2 separate regions of the Homo sapiens genome follow, and region 1 is linked to region 2. Evidence: chromatin contacts called from ENCODE Hi-C or POLR2A ChIA-PET data. All regions are on one chromosome and are shown on one strand. The core of a region is the stretch at or near the end of the contact, and the rest is flanking DNA. Distances in the headings are between cores, read along the strand shown. Region 1 overlaps LRRC74A (leucine rich repeat containing 74A). Region 2 holds the start of ANGEL1 (angel homolog 1).

The links. A loop is a pair of places that touch in the nucleus more often than their neighbours do. ChIA-PET counts read pairs that join two places held with the same protein, here RNA polymerase II (POLR2A). Pooled maps may share reads with other maps.
Region 1: a loop to region 2 is called in a map of CD14-positive monocyte, with 2.1 times the contacts of the local background. The contact joins the enhancer-like site here to the promoter of ANGEL1 in region 2. A Hi-C loop is called at or near these places in 6 of 168 maps with a recorded cell type or tissue (CD14-positive monocyte, Right ventricle myocardium inferior, endothelial cell of umbilical vein and 3 more), 2 of 37 single-sample maps with no recorded cell type and 12 of 50 pooled maps. POLR2A ChIA-PET finds 5 or more read pairs at or near these places in 9 of 52 experiments (A673, GM10248, HEK293T and 5 more).

The regions. Positions count from the first base shown.
Region 1 is chr14:76,864,021-76,870,914 of GRCh38, reverse strand. LRRC74A (leucine rich repeat containing 74A) reads right to left here. Exons shown (of 14, transcript NM_001385106.1): 12 at 4,840-4,947; 13 at 3,477-3,559; 14 at 611-790. The coding sequence ends at 766. Among named protein-coding and RNA genes, the nearest start is that of LRRC74A, 41 kb to the right of the region's middle. Within about 2 kb of position 3,119, at least 7 of the 41 ENCODE cell types and tissues checked have a DNase peak (open chromatin) inside an H3K27ac peak, as active enhancers do; they include CD14-positive monocyte and heart right ventricle, where a contact is called at or near this core.
Region 2 is chr14:76,808,499-76,815,119 of GRCh38, reverse strand. ANGEL1 (angel homolog 1) reads left to right here and starts at 2,238. Exons shown (of 10, transcript NM_015305.4): 1 at 2,238-2,356; 2 at 5,477-6,061. The coding sequence starts at 2,293. RefSeq lists a silencer at 2,171-2,600 and enhancers at 2,049-2,622, 2,623-3,197.

The sequences.
Region 1 (6,894 bases), core at 1,870-4,369, 55 kb before region 2:
AGTTCCTGCCTTGCTAATCTACAATGGTGTCTGGTAAGATCAATCAAAACTCCCAAAGGTGCCTGTTCCACCCACTTAATCAGTGAATGCTGTTCTTGGCTATTCCTTTTATTCCTTCGCTAAGCTGTTCCTGTCTCCCCAGTTTCTCAAGGAATTTAAAGGTGAAATGCAGAATGATAGACTCCTAGACCGGACTGGGAAGGCTTTATTTCAGCTGCTCCATTTTCAAGGGGAGCCACTGGGGATCCAAGGTCATGTGGCCAGGATGAGATGCCCACTCTCTTGGTCTCCTGTCCTGGCTCCCTCCTTGTGACCCCACAGCATTTCTTTGCTTTTTAAAGGCCCCTGCCCTCATTCCCTCAGCATCTGTTCCCCCTGTCACTGCCTCCCACCAAGGAAGTCTCCCCTGGACTCAGGTTCTAATCACTGTGACAACTGCCCTCATGCTCTGACCTGCTCCCTGAGGCTCTTTCCCTGCTGCCTAGCAACCCCATCACGTTCCCAATTTGTCTGTGCAGCTCTTAATGAGGCTGCATTGACATGTCCCCTGGTGGTCACTAAAAGCAGAAGGTGGCCCCCTGGTGACGGGCACACCACCAGCAGCCCAAGACACCCAGAACCAAGCCAGACTTTATTTGCTTGTGCCCAGCCCCTGCCACAGCATCTGTCCATCGAGATTTCAGCCACCTCTTGCTCTCCTCCCTGCCACCATCCGACTTGCGAGGACTCCTCTCGCCGAGACTTCTTTCTAGACCAGACTTGTTGCTATGGCTTCATCGTGTTCAAGAAACTGGTACGAAAGGTAAGGGAAAGATGCTGAGCACCCGTACAGCCTCATGGCTGATGGGTGAGAATGTTAAGACAGGCTTAAATCCAAAGGAGACCATTTGTAAACCCATCTCTGGCCTTAGAGGTCATGCTGTTAACCATTATATCTCCCCCACTACACATGTGTGCATGTGTGTGCGTGTGCACACACACACACTTATAAGTATGTGGGAAAGGCATGCACATGTGCACCTAAGATCGTTTGCAAGAGCCCTTTGGGGAGGCAGAGTAAACTATGGAGGGAGATAAAAATGGACCTTCATTTTTTTTCCTTGCTATACTTCTGTGGGTTTAGAATTTTTTTTCTTTTCTTTTTTTTTTTTTTTAGATGGAGTCTTACTCTGTCACCCAGGCTGTAGTGCAATGGTGCGATCTCAGCTCACTGCAACCTCTGCCTTCCAGGTTCAAGCAATTCTCCTGCCTCAGCCTCCCAAGTAGCTGGGATTACAGGCGCCTGCCACCACACCTGGCTAATTTTCACTAAGTTTTGTGTTTTTAATAGAGGTGGGGGTTTCACCATCTTGGCCAGGCTGGTCTTGAACTCCTGACCTCGTGCTCCACCAGCCTCGGCCTCCCAAAGTGCTGGGATTACAGGCGTGAGCACCGCGCCCAGCCGGGTTTAGAATTTTTACAATGAGATATTATTTGTAACATAAAACAAAAATGAAAAGGATCATGCAACAATAAAAATTAAAACTCTGCTCTTCAATCACAGCTGATAAAGCGGCAGTGTGTGATCTGAAGGGCAATTTGAAGTGGCCCCAAGGGCTCCTGCTCAGGCGCTGAGACTCAGGGACCCAGACCCCAGTTCTGTCTCTCGATGGCCATGTGACCTTGCCTGCAAACCTGGGGACTTTGCTGGACGTGGAACCTGGTCTGGAGCCTCTGAGATGGGCACTTGCCATCAGCTTCCCCAGGAACAAGAGGTGCCACTTTAGGTACGGGGCAGGTGAGGAGGCACGGGGCAGGTGAGGAGGCACGGGGCAGGTGAGGAGGCACGGGGCAGGTGAGGAGGCACAGGGACAGGCCGCTGAGCAGCACAGGAGTGGGAGGCCCGGTGGTAGCAGGGCGGGCCTGAGCCACCTTTGGCGCCCTCTTGCTGGATGCCAGTGTCCCTACCGAGTGACGCCCCCTGTGCCAGCCGCTGTGTGCATTTCCCCCACTCACTCCTTGCAGCCCCCTCCCAGGTGCCGCGGTTATCTCCTCATTTTAAAGGGAGAGGAGATCCGCGCACAGCCGCAGCCTTGTTCCGCAGAGCAGGGCTTGCAGCTGGGTCTGGCTGCCTTTCTTGTCTGCATCGCGGTTTCTCCACGTGGACGACGCTGAGTGGAGCGAAGGAAAGAGGTACTGGGAGAAGGCTCGTGGGGCAGGGCCGGATGGGAGGCCTTGCTCCACAGAAGCTCTTAAGAACACAGGCCAGCCACAGGGCCACCAAGACAGATGGGAGCTCAGCTGCAGACCCAGGCTTGGCAGGGGCAACTGTGTCCTTCGTCTGGGCTGGGAGGTCTAACGCAGTGAGAGACAGAACAGGTGTGGACCCCTCAGGCCTGGAGTCTCGGCCAGAGTTGCCCTTCCCAGCTGCGAGAATTTGGCTGCTTTTCTTTTCTTTTTTATTTTTGAGACAGGGTCTCACTTTGTCGTCCAGGCTGAAGTGCAGTGATGCAATCTCGGCTGGCTGTAGCCTCTGCCTCCTGAGCTCAAGTAATCACCCCACTTCAGCCTCCCAAGTAGCTGGGACTTCAAGCATGCACTGCCATGTTCAGCTAATGTGTTTTTTTGGTTTTTAGTAGAGACGGGGGTCTTGCTATCTTGCCCAGGCTTGTCTCGACCTCCTGGGCTCAAGTGATCCTCCTGTTTCAGCCTCCCAAAGTGCTGGGATTATAGGCATGGGCTACTGCACCCGGTGAACTTGGCTTCTTTGCTGCACTTCTCTAGAGCTCTGTTTCATCACTTGCTAAGTGGGGTGATGGCAGCATTGCCATGGGGCACCGTGAGGCTGCAGAGCGTGCCTATTGGGCAAGTGGAGAGGACAGGCATGTGGCGGGGACTTATTATGGGTTGCTTACTGGCATCACCGTCATCATGGACCGGTCCTCTCTCTTCAAGGAGTTCAGTCTAAGATACAGCATCCCTCACTTGCCAAGCCATGGCAGAGTAGCGGGACCTGTAGTCCCTAACACACCGTTAGCATTTGGTGCTTGTGTGCCTCCGCCCTCTGTCTAGGTCTCCGTCTTGCCAGACTCGGCTGAAACATTGCCGCCTCCCGCCTGAGCGACACTTCCTCTTTGGGCTGCAAGGGCGCCTGGTACACACCCCTACGGCTCCTCTCACCTCACCAGGGCATAAAGATCTGCTCCCTTGCCTGCCCTCCTCCTGGGCTGTGAGTGTGGGCTCCGGCTCCTCCCGCTGGCATCCCCAGCATCCGGCCCAGCAGCCAGCAGCGCCTGATTGGGCTCAAGTTTCGCTGAACAAGTGAATTGGGGATGAGAAGGGGGGTAGACAGTGGGGCCCAGACTTGGCATGCAGGGAACAGGCAGGTGGGTGAAGCCTCAAGTAATAAAGTGTAGACAGGAAAGCTGGAGGAGCTCACATCAGCCCAGCCAGGGCCCCTTGCAGAGAACGGGGATCGTCGCGGGGCCTGGGCTGACCTGAAGTTCACCATGCCTGTCTTCTCATCGAGCTTCTTTATCACCTCCCTGACCTGGTACTGGTTCAGGGGGACCTTGTTTTGCTGAGGAGGTGGATGGAACATGTGCAGTTAATAGAACTCTGTTCACCCCTCCCTAGGCACACCCCCCCAAACACACTACCCCCCCAACACACACACCCCACCCCCCCAACACACACCCCCACACACACTACCACACACACACACACCCCACCCCCCAACACACACACTCCCCCACACACACTACCACACACCCCACCCCCAACACACACACCCCCCCACACTACCACACACACACCCCATCCCCCCAACACACACCCCCCACACACACACACCCCACCCCCCAACACACCCACACACCCCACACACTACCACATGCACACACACACCCCACCCCCAACACACACCCCCCCACACTACCACACACACACCCCACCCCCCCAACACACACACACACACACACACACACCCCACACACCTACCACCCCCCCCAACACACACACCCCACACAATGCCTCACTCTTGGGACCATGGAGGGCATCTGATTGAGAGCTCAGGGGAAACTGATTCCACAGCATGGAGGGGCTGGAAAAAGCTCCCTGCCCATGGGTCATTGTCCAGACTCCAAAGGGCCTCCCCTTTTTGGGGGCAATAAGGCAGGAGGAGATCAGAGTCAGGTGGAGCGAGTGACCGGGGGAGGGAACAGGACTCTCCTTTGCATCCTGTGAAGTTCATTCTCACTTCCTGCTGCTGAGTCCTGGCCAGCCTCTTCACCCCCGGCCTGGGCACCGGGCACCGACTGCCTTATCCGTCCCTGCCTGGGCCCCGGGAACTTCTCCTCTGGAGTCCTATTCCTGCAGGGCCCAAGTCTCTCCTGGGACGCTCTGATGATAGACCCCTTCAAGTATGCATTACAGGGGGCTTTCAGTACCTTTATTACATGGGGAGCGAGAGGAATGTGAGATTTCAGGAAAATGATTCCTAAGGTGGAAATGTTGGGACTTTGGGATGTGGTCTCCTCTCTCACTCCCTTTGTTATCTGCCCAGTAGTGAAATGCAATGGGGAGAAAAACCTCAAGATAGAACATGTGTCTCTGAGTGGCATCTCGGGTCACTGGTGGCATCAAGCCACAGCACAGGAATGACTTCAGCAGGGGTTGAGGGAGGTCTTAGGTTCCCCTCTGGGTCTAGATAAATGAGGGGAGTGTCCCATAGCCTGTCCCAGGAAGCTCTAGGAAGTGCTCACAAGCTCTTTTGCTCCTTCTCCTCCTCTCCCCTCTCTCTGACACACAAACTCACACTCACACTCACACACAGCCTGTTGCCACTAGGACCCAGCACACCTCTATCATCACTTTCTGGAACTCATCCACAGACATCTTCATTGTCCCAGTGGGGTTCAAGCTCTTGAAGAAGTCCACGATCGTGATTTTGTGTTGGTCTGCATAGCTCTGAGAGAAGCAGGAGAGACCAGGAGCAAACACTTGGTCTTGTAACAACGATCGCAGGTCCCCCTTCCCTCCCACAAAAGAGCGGCCCATGCTTCCAGGCCTAACAAGGCTAAAAAGGGCAGAAGGCCAAGGTGAGGAGCCTGCGTCTCCCGGGTGTTGGGTGTCCCCTAAGACCAAGAGCCGAGTGCAGACCCACCAGGCATGGCAAAGGTGCATGCCGGGATGATTCCTGTGTGCTCGCCATGCTTCTAGGAGCCCCTTGGCACTGCACAGACGCTCCCTCCATTCCAAAGTTGGAAGGACTGAAGTCAAGGCTGTTCAGGCACCGCAGTGCCACGAGGATGGGACAGTGATCATTATCTACAAACGCAATCTGTTAACACTGGTATAGATGGTGTGCTGTGGATGGCGCGCGGATGTTCAGAGATCAAAAGGTTAAATCACAGCTGTATAATGTGACAGTTTGGCTCTACGAATTCCTAGGATTCTCACAGTTTCACCTCAATGCTCATATGGAAACATACTTTGTTAGAATATTTTTAAAAGGATATTTCATTTTTTTCATTTAAAAAATATAGTCATCCCTTGATATGTGCAAGGGATTGGTTCCAGGACCCCCTCAGATACCAAAATCCACCAATATGAAAAGGCAGGCCCTCCATATCCGTGGGTTTCTCATTCCTCAAATACTGTATTTTGGATCCACATTTGCATATGCAGAACCCACAGGTACGAAGGGCTGACTGTATTTATTGAAAAAAATCCAAATACATAAAAGTGGATGAAATGGCACAGTTCAAACCTGTGTTGTTCAAGGATCAAGTGTATTATTACTCACGTTGCAAGGCAATTTTAGATTAGCAGGAGAAAATTTTAAAAATCACCCATAAATCCAATACCACCACACAGAGGTAACATCTTGGTGTGGACCCTTTTATCTTTTTAACTATCTATCTGACATCAATCTGTCTAACTTCTATCTATCTGTATAACATTTATCTATCTAATCTCTCATCTTTCTACTAAACCTATTGTTTTACAGAACCCACTGTTCACATATGAACACCTTTTCAATGTCATTATAATATTCTTTTCCTCTCTTTTTTTTTATTTTGAAACAGAGTCTCGCTCTGTCGCCTAGGCTAGAGTTCAGTGGCTCGATCTCGGCTCACTGCAACCTCTGCCTCCCAGGTTCAAGCAATTCTCCTGCCTCAGCCTCCCGGGTAGCTGGGATTACAGGCATGCGCCATCATGCACAGCCTATTTTTGTATTTTTAGTAGAGATGGGGTTTCACCATGTTGGTCAGGCTGGTCTTGAACTTCTGACCTCAAGTGATCCTTCCACCCCAGCCTCCCAAAGTGCTGGGATTACAGGCATGAGCTACTGCATCCGGCCTTACAATATTACAATATTCTTTTTGGTCCTTTTTAAGTATTTTTTTTTCTCTTCCCCGCACCCGGCCTTACGATATTACAGTATTCTTTTGGGTCCTTTTTAAGTACTTTTTTTCTCTTCTCCCCCGCCACCCCCCTTCCCCCCGCCACCCCCCCCCCCCCTTCCTCTCACTCTCAGAAACTCCCAGACAGCGTCCTACTGTATCGATAGCTATTTCTGGCAACGTCCTTCTCACGAAGCATTTCCTCAGGGTTCAGCCCTGGGGCCCTTGCTCTTTGTTCCCCACACTTCCCTTTCTGGAGTGCACGGCCTCCCACCCTTCCGGAGTGCCTCCCAAAGCTACATTTCCAGTTCTCCATCCTCCACAGCTGCTGGACACCCCACCGGCACTTCAATCAACACATCCAAAGTGCACCTCGTGCTCTGAAGCAGCACACTGCTGCTGAGCGCTATGGCAGATGCCATGGGTGAGCCCTCGGCACCCACTGCTGTTTCTTCACAGCAGGCTTCTCATCCATGCAGAGCCTGGAAAGCTGAAAGCGACATTCCCC
Region 2 (6,621 bases), core at 989-3,488:
AGAGATTCCACAGGTAAAAAGTGGCAGAGCCAGGATTTCAACTCAGTTGGTCTAACTCCAAAGCTTGTGATCCTTATATCACCCTACACCTTCCAACACGGCTGATTATGGACCAGGAAACAAAAAGAGGGAAGCCTCACTTAACTGGCCGCAGAAAAAGCCTCTGAAAGAACATAGATCAGTTGGGCTGACACATTGTGCCCACACTGTGCACTGAACAGCCCAGTTGAGACTGGATCCTTTAGCAGAGGTTCCCAAACCGTGCATTGGAATAAGTAAGTGTTTAAGGGCCTCATTCCAGGGCTGCTAAATCAGAACTCTGGGAGTAGGGCCTAGAAATTTGTATTTTGAAAGCATTTTCCCAGTGGAGATAAGGGAACCGTTACCCTTGATTAGGATCTGATTTGGAACTTGGACTTCTGGATAACTCATGGTACAAAATGGAAGGAGGGTACAAGGAGGGTTTTACTTAAGCTACATCAAAGGAGGGGGCCTGACCTCGGGAGCGCCTTTGGTAGATCCACCATTTGTGCACTAATTTCTAAGCAGCTTCCCAACCTTCAGATTGCTGGGCCTCTGTTTCATCTCAAAGGGATAAGTGCTGTTGCCTGAAGGCAGGCAGACATTGCCACCTCTAGAACTAAGGGTAAGTAGTGGGAAGGCCACAATACTAACTCTCTCCTTCTTCCTCCTATTAGCCTTTCAGTGTTATGATGTACCCAGCTGGTCCAGGATCTGGTGACTCCCCAGAAGGCTTCCCTGAACAACCAAGGCTCCAGCCACAAACTGGAAATCGTGCAACTCAGACACTGGGTACTGAAACTGGGTGCATTGTCCAGTCCCTCCTTCAGAGCCTGTTTGGGGTAGAAGATTGGGGGAGGGGGACTGGGGAAGAGAGACTCAAAGAGGTCGCAGGTGGCACAGAAGTGATGGCAGAACTGGCCTTCATTTAGTGACATATGCTTTGTTCAACCAGTCAGTAAAGGCTTATGTGGTGGCTAGTAGTGCTAGCGAATGCAGATTCGGCCGCTTGCAAAACCAACGAGCAAGGTCGTGGTATGGTAGAAGGAGACTGACTTTATTATAAACCAAAGCTAGCAGTGGGGAAAAACGATCCAGGCTTTTGCTTTAATGGAGCTGCTTCACATTTCCAAGCAAAATGCGAGGCTTTAAGAAGTTTTGGCATGGAGGGTATGCAAGGGGTGAGGCAGTGCAGGTCTTCATGACGAGTTCTGATGACTTGTCTTGAGTTACTGCCCATCTGGTGAATGGGCTGGCATCATCTCGGGCTGGGCTGAGTTATAAATTAACTGTAGCCTTGAATCAATCTCCTGGTGGAGATTTCCACAGATGCCTATATTGTTTCAAGATTTAGTCTCTGGAACTTTTAAGCGAACATACAATTAGATATGCTAACAGTGTGTATGGGGGGTGCTGGGGTGTCGGGGGGTGCCTAGTGGTTAACTGAACAAAAATAAAGAAATAGAAGTATATAACAAGAATATAACTTCCAAGCTGGGTACTTGGTTACAATAGGTGCTTGGATTGTATTAGAGATACCTCAAAGTGAGCAAACAACCAGCCAGAACTGGTCCCTGGCCTTGTGGAAGTTTCTCTCTTCTGTCTCTCTCCTCTCTCCCTTCTCTCTCTCCTCTCTTTGTCCTCTCTCCTTTCTTTCTTGACTTCCTTACCAATGGGAAACCCTGTTTTTCTAGATTAGGGAAAAGAAGGCCCGTTTAGAAAGTAGGGAAGGAGACAAAGTCTTACTTCCTGAAGCAAGGTAGGACTCAATTTGTGACCTAGAATCTGAGACAGGGAAGTAGAGGCAGGAAAACGGGGGAAATGGGGGAATAACTCGCTTCCTTTCTGGGTCGAGAAGGGCTAGAAGTCAAGGTTCAGTGGAGCCTTAGAGAAAGTCCAGCTCTTCATTTTACAGGTGAGGAAACTGAGGGGCGGAGAGGCTATAGTGTGGTAACAAGGTGGACACCTAGTCAGCTGCAGAAGTGGGAATAAACTGTGGCCTTTGAATAACACTATGGGGCCTCCAGTGAGGCGCTCAATTTTAATTCGGGACGCCTGGGTGGCAGCCGGGTGCTAGGGGTGGCTAGTTGCCATGGGAACCGGCTCCTCCCACTTCCTGCGTGCGCACCCGTAGACCTGCGCTCCCAATAAAGTTGTTGTTGAAGCGCGGCGGCGGCACCACGTGGGCCGGACCGGGCCGGGGGCGGGGCCGAGCTGAGGGAGGACCTGCTGGCTGCAGTGAGGAGCGGAGGCGGGCGCGGGCGGCCGGCCATGATCGCGTCGTGCTTGTGTTACCTGCTGCTGCCGGCCACGCGCCTCTTCCGCGCCCTCTCAGGTACCGGCCAGGCGTACCGACAGACAGGAGCCCGGCCAGGGCTCGCCTCTGCGGGGCTCCGCGGGCCTGGGGCGGCGTGCGGTTGGCCGGGCCTCACGACTACCGTGCCCCGGGCAGTGCCGAGGTGTAGGGAGGCGGTCCTGAGCCCCTGCCCCGCGGGCCCCTCCTGACCCCACGAGGCCTGGACCTGGCCGACGTCCCTCGTGGGCGGCCCCTCCTCCCGCCTGTTGTCAGATGGCGTCCGGCCGCGGTTAAGGTGGAGAGGAGCTGTGGACGGGCAGGGCCCTTTCCTGGCCCTGGGGGTGCAGAGAAATTGTGGGGTCGGCCAAGTCAGCACCCCGGCGGGTCGGGAAGGGGTAGTAGCTCGGACCTAGGCGAGTGCCCAAATTCTCAGCGGGCGAGGCGGGTCGGCTCTGGGAGGTTTATGGCCGAAGTACTGGACGCACCGATCTTCCCCAGGTTAACTTCACACTCGCCTTTCACTGCCACCTGGCAGCTCTCGCTCACCGGTGTCTTTGGTTGAAAAACGGACGTTCAATCAGAGACACATTTAGATCTCAGCTTTGGAGCATTCCTGCCCCCACTCCCGGCGGTTTAGAGGGAGATGTGCTGGGGTGGGGGCAATGCCCAGTCGATACCTCAAAGAGGGGGTGTTTATTTCGTTATTGTTTCATAATTTGTCTGCATTCTCTATTTCTGGGCTTTGAAATTACGGAGGGTTTTATGCGACCATCAGTTTCTGAGATCCCATGGAACTCGCAGACTTTTTGCCTTTAATTTATGGGACAGGACCAAGAAGTACTTAGGAATGAGGGCTCCAATTGTATATTCTGTGGTTTTCCTTTGTGGAACTTTACACAATTGGTACGCAATGTGTGTGTCATTGATAATATATATTTCATATAGAAATATTTTAAATTTTACTGTGTATCTGCCATTAGAATGCAAACTTCAGGAGCGCAGGGCCACGTCCATTTTGTTCGCTGTATCTCTGGTGTTAACACATTGCTTGGTATACAGTAGGCACTCAGTGAATTCAGGAATGTCTTGTGTGTCCATACTTCTGAGGAATGTGGGAAACTCCACAGAAGTAATTGTTTCCAGAGAACTAAACATATTCTTTTAACTATGTTGCTGTTTTTCCTGGAGCTCTTCTAATGCCTTAGTGATACAGTATACTAGTCCAGAGGTTTCCAGACCAGTAGAGTTCTAGGGATCTCAGAGGAGGGCCCCCCCCGCCCCCCCACCTACACATTACAGTAGTCCCACTTATATTTACTTGGCATATTTGGTTTCCAGATAAGATTTTTAAAAAACAAAAGCATTCTGCTGCTGAAAATCCACCACCACCACCACCAAAAGACATCTACCAAAATTGAAAGCTAGTAACTTCGTGCATATGAACCAAAGAACCTCTGCCATCTGGTATACACAGAGGATATTTCAAGGGGCAGATAATCAGGAAGTCCTTGAGGCTAAAGCTCAACGACCCAGCCCATACATAGGTTTAGAGCAGGGTTTCTCAATCTCAGCACTGTTGACGTTTTGGACCGGATCATTTGGTGTGGGTCTGTCCTGTGAATTGTTGGAAGTTCAGCAGCGTCTCTGTCCTCTAACCACTAGATGCCAGTAGCAATGCTGCAGTTGTGACAACAACAGTGTCTCTGAACGTTGCTAAATGTCTTCCGAGGGCAAAATCACCGTGGTTAAAACCATTGTTTAGAAGGACATAAATATACATAGACCCCAAACAAGATATTTGAACCGTCTTTCAATATTTGAGCCACTTTTAAGGTTTCTTCCCTTTAAAAAAAAATTGCCAATAAAATGAGTCTAGTGATTGAGGGCCAGCATCGTGCATGTTACTCGTCCTGTGCTGTAAATAAATGGTTGAGTGTGTGAGTGTAGGAGTTGTTTGCTCTCACCAAAATACTGTGCTCAGAGTTTGGGGGCTCTAATTTTAGAGTTTTTCCCACTTTCTTTCTTGCCTGTTGGCTGTCATTGGTGGCTGCAGTATCAGAGAGATGTCAGCTGTCTCTTACTGTCGATTGTTGGCACCTTGTAATTTATAGCCTCTGATGTGTTGTGGAATGGGAAAGCAGATAATGAAGTTTGTGAAGATTTTATTACAATAAGTAGCTTTGAGAAAAGGCTTAAGGGCCCTTGCTAAGATGTAAATTGTATAGATTTTTGAGACTGTCTACTTTAGGACTTTTTCTTTTGGAATACATTAATAGATTAGGGAATTTATACAGCTAGAAAAGCTCAGAGATTATCTAGTTCAAACTTGTCTCTATTTTTTTAAATTTAAAATTTATTTTTTTCTTTTCTTTTCTTTTTTTTTTTGAGATGAGGTCTCACTTTGTCTCCCAGGCGGGAGTGCAGAAGGGCAGTCATAGCTCACTGCAGCGTCAACCTGGGCTCAAGCAATCCTCTCATTTCAGCCTCCCAAGTAGCTAGGACCATGGGCATGTGCCACCGTACTTGGCTAATTTTTAATTTTTTGTAGAGATGAAGTTTCGTTATGTTGCCCAGGCTGGTCTCTAACTCCTGGCCTCAAGTGATCCTGCTGCCTCTGTCTCTGCCTCCCAAAGTGCTGGGAGCCACCACGCCTGGCCTCTTGTCCCCATTTTACAGTCAAGAGTAACTTCATCTGACTAGGGGCATTGTTCAAGGTCAGTTTTATTAATTTTGGTGCTAGATCATAACCCACAGTTCTGATTAACAGTCAGTTGCTGGTTGCAATGTAATGTGATTCTTAGAACCAAAGAGTTTGTTAATAGTAGTCTTAACTAAGTCATGTAAAAGGAGTGTGGGTATATGTGCCCATCTGTGTTCTAGATTATGTGAGACAGCTGTTCTTTCATGCACTGAATATTTATCAGATCCCTGCCATATAAATTAGTCAACACTTGTAAAGAACAGTGCCTGGCACATAGTGAATACTTTGCCCTGATGATGATGATGATGTTCAGGCATTAAGGTAGGCAGGCTCAGTGATGGTACAATGATGAGCAAGGTGGATATGGGTCTTGCTTTTATTGGGCTTATGTTTTAGCTGGGAGAATAGTGTGGGTTGGATGACAGTCTTATAACCTGGTATTTTGGCTTTCCTCCTAGATGCTTTCTTCACATGTCGAAAAAATGTCCTTCTGGCGAACAGCTCATCCCCCCAGGTAGAGGGCGACTTTGCCATGGCCCCTCGGGGCCCTGAGCAGGAGGAATGTGAGGGCCTGCTGCAGCAGTGGCGAGAAGAAGGGTTGAGCCAGGTGCTCTCAACTGCAAGTGAGGGGCCCCTTATAGATAAAGGACTAGCCCAGAGCAGCCTGGCACTTCTGATGGATAATCCTGGAGAAGAGAATGCTGCTTCAGAGGACAGGTGGTCCAGCAGGCAGCTGAGTGACCTTCGGGCTGCAGAGAACCTGGATGAGCCTTTCCCTGAGATGCTAGGAGAGGAGCCACTGCTGGAGGTGGAGGGGGTGGAGGGCTCCATGTGGGCAGCTATCCCCATGCAGTCGGAGCCCCAGTATGCAGACTGTGCTGCCCTCCCAGTGGGTGCCCTGGCCACAGAGCAGTGGGAAGAGGACCCAGCGGTGTTGGCCTGGAGCATAGCACCTGAGCCTGTGCCCCAGGAAGAGGCTTCCATCTGGCCCTTTGAGGGCCTGGGGCAGTTGCAGCCTCCCGCAGTGGAAATACCATATCATGGTGAGTCTGACAACTGGTTGAGTGAGCCAAGGGAACAGGGTGTCTCAGGTGTGGGCAGAGCCATTGCTAAAGAGAAGATTCTATGGTAGGGAGCTCTGCCACTGCATTCTATTTTTCTAAGAATCTTGGCATGTCAGATCTAGAGGGTCCTTACAGATCATCTCATCCAGCCCCATGGTTTTAAAGGTGAAATAATCAGAGTGCAGAGAGGTAGTAGAACATGACTAAAGTCATAAAGCCAGGTAGGGGAAGAACTGAAAGCATACTCTAGTTCTGATTCTCCACAATGTCATTTCTCTGGTGGTAACCCTAGGGCTTTCTGGAGGTAGGGATAGAGAGGTCTCAGGGCCTCTAGTCTCTGTCTCAGTCACAATTACCTCAGTTTTATTTGTGTTGTATATTGAGAGTCCGTTAAAATTTGAAGAATGGCGTCAATAGATTTGAAATCCACTATGCTGCCACATGCCATAGGGGAGATGGGGACACACCATAGTTTCTAGTCCCACAGACTCTTCCAGGTTTAGGGGTCAGAAAACACCCAGGGCTGCAATTACTCTAAA